2 separate regions of the Homo sapiens genome follow, and region 2 is linked to region 1. A link is a contact called in ENCODE Hi-C or POLR2A ChIA-PET data. All regions are on one chromosome and are shown on one strand. The core of a region is the stretch at or near the end of the contact, and the rest is flanking DNA. Distances in the headings are between cores, read along the strand shown.

What was found. Hi-C counts contacts between places; a loop is a spot of excess contacts on that map. ChIA-PET counts read pairs that join two places held with the same protein, here RNA polymerase II (POLR2A). Pooled maps may share reads with other maps.
Region 2: a loop to region 1 is called in a pooled map, with 4 times the contacts of the local background. The contact joins the promoter of SLC22A17 here to the promoter of HOMEZ in region 1. A Hi-C loop is called at or near these places in 2 of 168 maps with a recorded cell type or tissue (ascending aorta and breast epithelium) and 8 of 50 pooled maps. POLR2A ChIA-PET finds 5 or more read pairs at or near these places in 8 of 52 experiments (A673, H1, HepG2 and 4 more).

The regions. Positions count from the first base shown.
Region 1 is chr14:23,284,617-23,287,669 of GRCh38, forward strand. It overlaps HOMEZ (homeobox and leucine zipper encoding), which reads right to left and starts at 1,516. Exons shown (of 2, transcript NM_020834.3): 1 at 1,297-1,516. The coding sequence starts at 1,336. RefSeq lists a silencer at 1,246-1,655 and an enhancer at 1,746-2,025.
Region 2 is chr14:23,351,305-23,354,357 of GRCh38, forward strand. SLC22A17 (solute carrier family 22 member 17) reads right to left here and starts at 1,583. Exons shown (of 10, transcript NM_016609.7): 1 at 1,342-1,583; 2 at 644-1,147; 3 at 448-551. The coding sequence starts at 1,437.

The sequences.
Region 1 (3,053 bases), core at 266-2,765:
AAATTGTTTCTTCAGGAATACTGATTTTTAAAAAATTGCTCCTATGAAAACTAAGTCAAATGTTTTGGAGAGACATAACGCAAGGAAGAGTATGCATTTTAAAAATTGTTGAGTTGGGAGTGAGCAAGACAACTGTAAAAGATTGAGCGGTGGGACTTAATCTCAAAAGTACTCTGCACTCAGAAGTGTCTAAATTCATACTTCACTTTAAATAAAGCAAAACGGGAAACCAAAGATGATGAAAGTGCCTGAGTGGCTCTCAGACTGCACACTAGAATTACCTGGGAAGCTTAAAAACCAGGCCACCCTCCTTCCCATTCAGGTTCAATAGTCTGTACTGGGGTCCAGGCATCCAAAGTTTTTAAAAGTTCTCAGGGTACAGCCAGGTTTGAGACTCCCTGTGTAGTTAATACTGGAAAGAGAATTGGGAACTCTGAACAGCAGTCTTAGACACAAAAACAGTCTCACCACTACATCAAAAGATTGGTGAAATGGATATACTTTTAATTATAATGTTTAAGATATGTATGCATTATCTTTAAAATTCCCAATCTGGCTTTTTCAATTACTACCAACTAACCGAATCATGTAATATAAAAGGGCTTCAAGTGTATGATGGGAAGGAGGTTCACATGACAAAAAAAAAAAAAATCTCCTGATAGGGGCCCACATTACCAAACAGGTCTCAGCTTGAGTCTTCTTTCAGTTTAGGAGTCTCAGAATAGGACGCAACACTAGGAACCCCAGAGGACTCAGGTTCTCAGTTTCCTGGTTGGTTCTCTTAGTATGGCTGGGTACGGGAGTCAGAGGGGCAGTTTCTTCTAAACCTTTCATTCCCAAAGGCCACTGATCCCCAGAAGCAAGGCCAGGTTCTGCACGTGTGTTGAGGTCGCCAGGAGGTAGCCGTGGGGGTTGGGGGTTTGTGTGGCGGGGGGGCCTGGGAAGGAAATGTTTCTCCTATCCTCCATTTCACAGGCAGTCCAGAAGGCTCCGAACTGGGTCAGGGAACAAAAAGTTATTGCACTTGGGACGATAAGCCCCATGAGGCAGGCGAATCTCAATCCTACTCTCGCCAAGGGCGCCCCAACCCAACCTTCTTGCCCTCCCCTACACAGACACTCACCCTCCCCTAGTTACAACAGGGGAGGGAACCGAAAAGTCCAGAGGAGAAAAAAGAGAGAACCGGGCCACTTCGAACCTAGAATTATCCCCCCACCAGCGCGGGGATGGGGCTCCAGAGGTGGGAGACCGTACACGAGCTGGGAGGGGAAGTCCAAGGGGCTGGGGATCACTCACCGCAGTCCAGCCCGGGCGGCGGCTCCCAGCCTCGCACCATGGGCCGGGGGGAAGTGGGGGAGAGGGCAGGGGGCCTCCGAGTGGGAGTGGGGTTGCTGCCCGGTGCGGCCGCTCCGAGCCCACCCCAGCGATGGCCGAAACCGGGACTGCCCCCCCCACCGTCCCCGGGAGCGCGCCGGTCTACCCAGCCCTGCTCGAGCAAGTTGGAGGCGGGGCGGATGGGTGGGGTGGGCGTCCAGAGGCGGTGCCAAGGTGGCCCGAGTCCTGATTGGTAGGCGCAGGCGGGCGGGCACGGGCGAAGCGCACTGGGCTGGCCATTGGCTGCGTGGGTCTCGGCTGAAGTCAGGTATTGGCTGCGTGGGCCTCAGCTGGGGTCATCTATTGGATGCGTGGGGCAGGGAAGATGTCCCCTGGGGCCAAGCTGCAGTGCATGGTACCTCCCCCTACCGTCGACCTATCGGCGCCGGACCTTTGGAATACACCGGACCAGGATCCTTCCGAAATTCCCCAAGGAGGGATACTGCACTTTGCTGAACTGTCTGGACCGCCAACAACTCCCAATTTGTTTCCTTCTGAAGGAAGCCCTCCAGGAAGACCTTTTCAGTGCCCCCTCCGGAGCCATACAAACGAGCTGCGCCTTTCCCAGCCGAGAGCCCAACCGCCACCAGCAGCGTCAGCTGTAACAAAGCGCCTAAAGCAACTGGGAACTTGTTCTCGAGAGGGATCAGATGTCTTGCCACCCGGAAAGACGAGGACCTTAGGAGCCTGCGGGCGACTTAGGCCGTTCCCCGGGTCAAACTGGCACCAGACAGATGTTCCCAAAGACGAAGTGCTGGAGCAGTCACCTCATTGGGACCTACCAGACCCTCAGGCTCCCCTCCCTGCCCTAGAAAAGAGGACGCGGAGCTCTCCATAGTATTTGTTTTTCGCTAGCTAGAAAGGGATGAAGACTGAGGTGGGAGAATGACTTGATTTCAAGAGTTCGAGGCCAGTCTGGGCAACATAGCGAGACCTTGTCTCAAAAAAATTTTTTTTAACTTACAAAAAGAAAGGGATGCCAATAAAATGGACTTCAACAAAGCAGTATCCCACACAGTATGAAGTTATGGGCCAAAATTTGTATTTTAGGATTCCCCATCTTCTGTGAGACAGAGTAACAAATGTAAGAAGACAGGCTTGCTCAATTCTGTTTGGCAACATAATTTCACAAAGCCTCTGACTCTGACGTCTCTGGAAAGATCCTTTGAAGACAAAACAGGATAGGGCACACAGTCCTCTATGTCTCTTGCCTGAGTCGCTATATTCCTTAAAAGATAAATGGGCTGGGCGCAGTGGCTCATAAACCTAATCCCAACGCTTTGGGAGGCCAAAGAGGGAGGACTGCTTGAGGCTAGGATCCAAGACCAGCAAGGGCAACATAGCGAGTCCCTGTCTCTACAGAAAAATTTAAAAATTAGCTGGACTTGGTGGCATGCACTTGTAACTACTCAGGAGGCTGAGGCAGGGGGATCATTTGAGCCCAGGAGTTGTAGGCTGTAGTGAGCTATGATTGCACCACTGCACTGCAGCCTAGGCAACAGAGTGACACCCTGCCTCTAAAAATTTAATAATAATAATAATAATAATAATAATAATAATAATAAAAGATAAATGACCCTAGTCCTTGCCTTTTCCTGCACATAAGATGATGTCTAATGGGGTTAGGGATGTTGCCTCTGTAATCTATAACCAAATGTTCTCTTACACCCAAACTTTTA
Region 2 (3,053 bases), core at 333-2,832, 67 kb after region 1:
CGCTGGTCAGAAATGGGGTAATTTGTTTGTGAAGTTGAACTATTGATCAGTGGGAATGGAGCTGTTGGTGTTTAGGAATTAACATATTGATCTTCAGGAATGAGGTCACTGAGATGGAGCGAACAGTCCATGTGGGCTGTTAGTGGGGATGAGACTATTCTCTTTGGAGATGAGGCCATTGATTCACGGATAGGGGGCCACTAATTAGTGGGAATGGGACTAATAGTCCATAGAGGTCGAGTCATTCCCTTGCGCGGAAGAGGTAGGGAAGGGGTATTTCTTGATGGAGAGTGAAGTTGAGACATGGATAGACCATTGAATAGAAGTCCAGAGAAGACTGCAGAGTCCAGCGAATCGTCTTCGACCTCCTGTAAACGCCCGCTGCTTGGGTTAGCTTCCCTAGCACCCCCTCCTTTCTACCAGCCCTGCCCCCACGACAGCCCTCACCTGTCTGCGGGGTAACCCAGGAACAGGTAGCCGGAGGCAAAGCCCAAGATGAAGAGGATCTGCTCCAGGATCACCTGCCAGCCCAGGTCACACACCAGATCCCACTGGGGATGTGAGAAGGGTGCAGCGGGCGTGAGGCCCCGCCCTCGCCGCTCTCTGCCCGCCCCCAGACCCGCGGCCCGCCTGGCCGCCTCACCTGGCCGATGGCGTTGGTGGTGAGCACAGGAAGGCCATTATAGTCCCAATCCTTGAGGCAATGGTTGAAGTCCGGCGGGGCGAAGCCGCTGCACGAGGGGTCGGTACTGGTGGCGACACGGCTGGCGGCGCTGGCTGCTAGGGCAGCGCTGGCGACGCTGACGCCGCTGGCATTGGGAGGCTGCTCCCAGCCAGAGGCATTAGGGGGGAAGGCCCCGTAGTGGCAATGCAGCGGGGGCGCCAGCGTGAAGATGGGGTCCGAGGCCATGCCCAGAGCCACGAAGAGCACCGGCAGGCAGCAGAGGCCGAGCTGCAGCTGCTGGCCGCCGCCCAGCGCCCCCACCTGGGCGAGCAGCGCCTCAAAGCTGAGGGGGCCTGGGGGCACGGCCAGCGACAGGCTGCTGCCCAGTCCGTCGCCGCCCGCGTCTCCCTCCCCCTCCCGCTCGCGCTCCCGCTCACCCTGCAGCTGCTCCGTGGGCACCGCATCTCCGAGGGTCCCGACCTGCTGTTGGGGGGCAGGGGGTGGCAGGAGAAGGGTGAAGCGGAGGAAACCGCAGAGCAAGGGCAGGGGGCAGGTGGGAGGGAGGGCTAGGAAGGCAGTCAGGGGCGAGGGATGCGCAGGAGGAAAATGCCAGACGCTCCGCGGGGGCGGGGGTGCTGGGAGAGGATGGCGTCGCCACCTGGGGCTCGGGCACTTACTCCGTTGGAGGTGGGGGTGATCTCTACAGTGTTGTCGATTTTGCCGCCGCCCCCGCCATTGGGCTCGGGGGTCCCGGTGGCCACCCGGGGAGCCAGCTTGCCGACCGCAGGGGCCCTGCCGGCCCGCGCCGAAAGGATGCGCTGTCCTCTGGCTCAGTTGCGCGCCGGCTGCCCGGACACAGACAGCTCGAAGAGATCCCGCTCTGCAGCTCTGCAGCCGCGGGCGCCTCCTTGGTCTCTGCGATCTCTGCGCTGCTTTCCCCTCCCCTTCCTCTAGACTCTCCTCCCCTTCCCACGTCAGCAGAACCTTCGGTCCAGACTCTTCGTCAGAGAGAGGAAGGGGGGCCAGGGCCCAGGGGAGGGAGGGAAGGGGGGCTCTGTCGTCTCTTTCCTGGGTCTGCGGGCCATTGCGGTAAAAAAGAAAAAAAGCTGAAGGATAGTAGCTAGTCCAGGCAGATGCCAGAGATTCTTCCTCTGCTTCCAATCATTTGCCATCATTCATTCATTCATTCATTCACCCATTCACTAATCAGTAAAATTTAAGTGTCCACTACGTTCCAGGACTTGCACTAGACTTTAAGGATAACAGGGTGGACAAGTTCCACTTTGGAGACCTTTACTCCAGGGAGACAGACATGTAAACTGGCTATTACAGTACAACTTATGCATATGGAAGACTGTCTTGGCCCTGTATCAGCCCTAGCTTCAGTCCTCTACAAGGAGACCACTTTCTTGGGTTTCATCACTCCCATCCTGTTTGAATCTCCATTTCTCAACAGCATTTGGCACTGTTGACCCCTCTTCCTCTAAACACTCTCTTCCTTTGCTGCTGAGTCTCTCTTGCTCCCCTTTTCTCCATTGCAGAAATCGTCTTCCAGCTCATGGCATTGGTGCTGAGCATGGGCAGGCCATTATCCTCCCGGTTCTTGAGGCAATGATTGAAGTCCAGCGGGGTGACGCAACTGCAGGAGGGGTCTGTATTGGTAGTGATGAGGCTGTGGTGCTGGCTTCTAGGGCCATTCCCGTCTGTATCATTTAGACACCATGGTTCAGTGTCTGGAATCCTCACAGACTTAGTCCTAGGCCCTCCTCTCATCTCACACTGTCTCCACTTTGGGATCTTACCTATGCCCACAGCTTCAATCACCACCCATACAAACAATACAAACCTGACGCCCAGACTGACATCTCCAGCTTCCACCTCTGTTCTGAGCTCCAGACCTATGAAGCCACCTCTTATTTGACCTTCACCTTGGATGACTCACAGGGACCTCAAACTCAATATGTTCAAGACGAAATTTTTGCTTTTCCCCCATAACTTGGTTGGCTTCCACTGCTTTTTTCTGCAGCGAATGGCACCCTCAACATCGCATTGTGGCCAAATGCTCAGGCAACAGCCTTTAGAGCTTTCTCTTCCTTATCCATGTTGAATTCTTTACAAAATTCTGCCCATTTTACTTCCTATATATTCTCAGACATCCCACATCTCTCCATCTCTACCATTATTAGTCAAGCTACCTGTTGCAAAGACCACTTTAGCTCCCTAATTCCTAACTGGTGTTCAGCGTCCGCTTTGTTTATACCTCCTTATCACCCATATGTCATTTATAGTCAGATAGAATGATCTTTTCAAAATACAGATCTGATCATGTATCTTTCCTGCTAACCAGCCTTCAGTGGTGTCTCCTCACTGTCAAAGTGAATATTAAAAA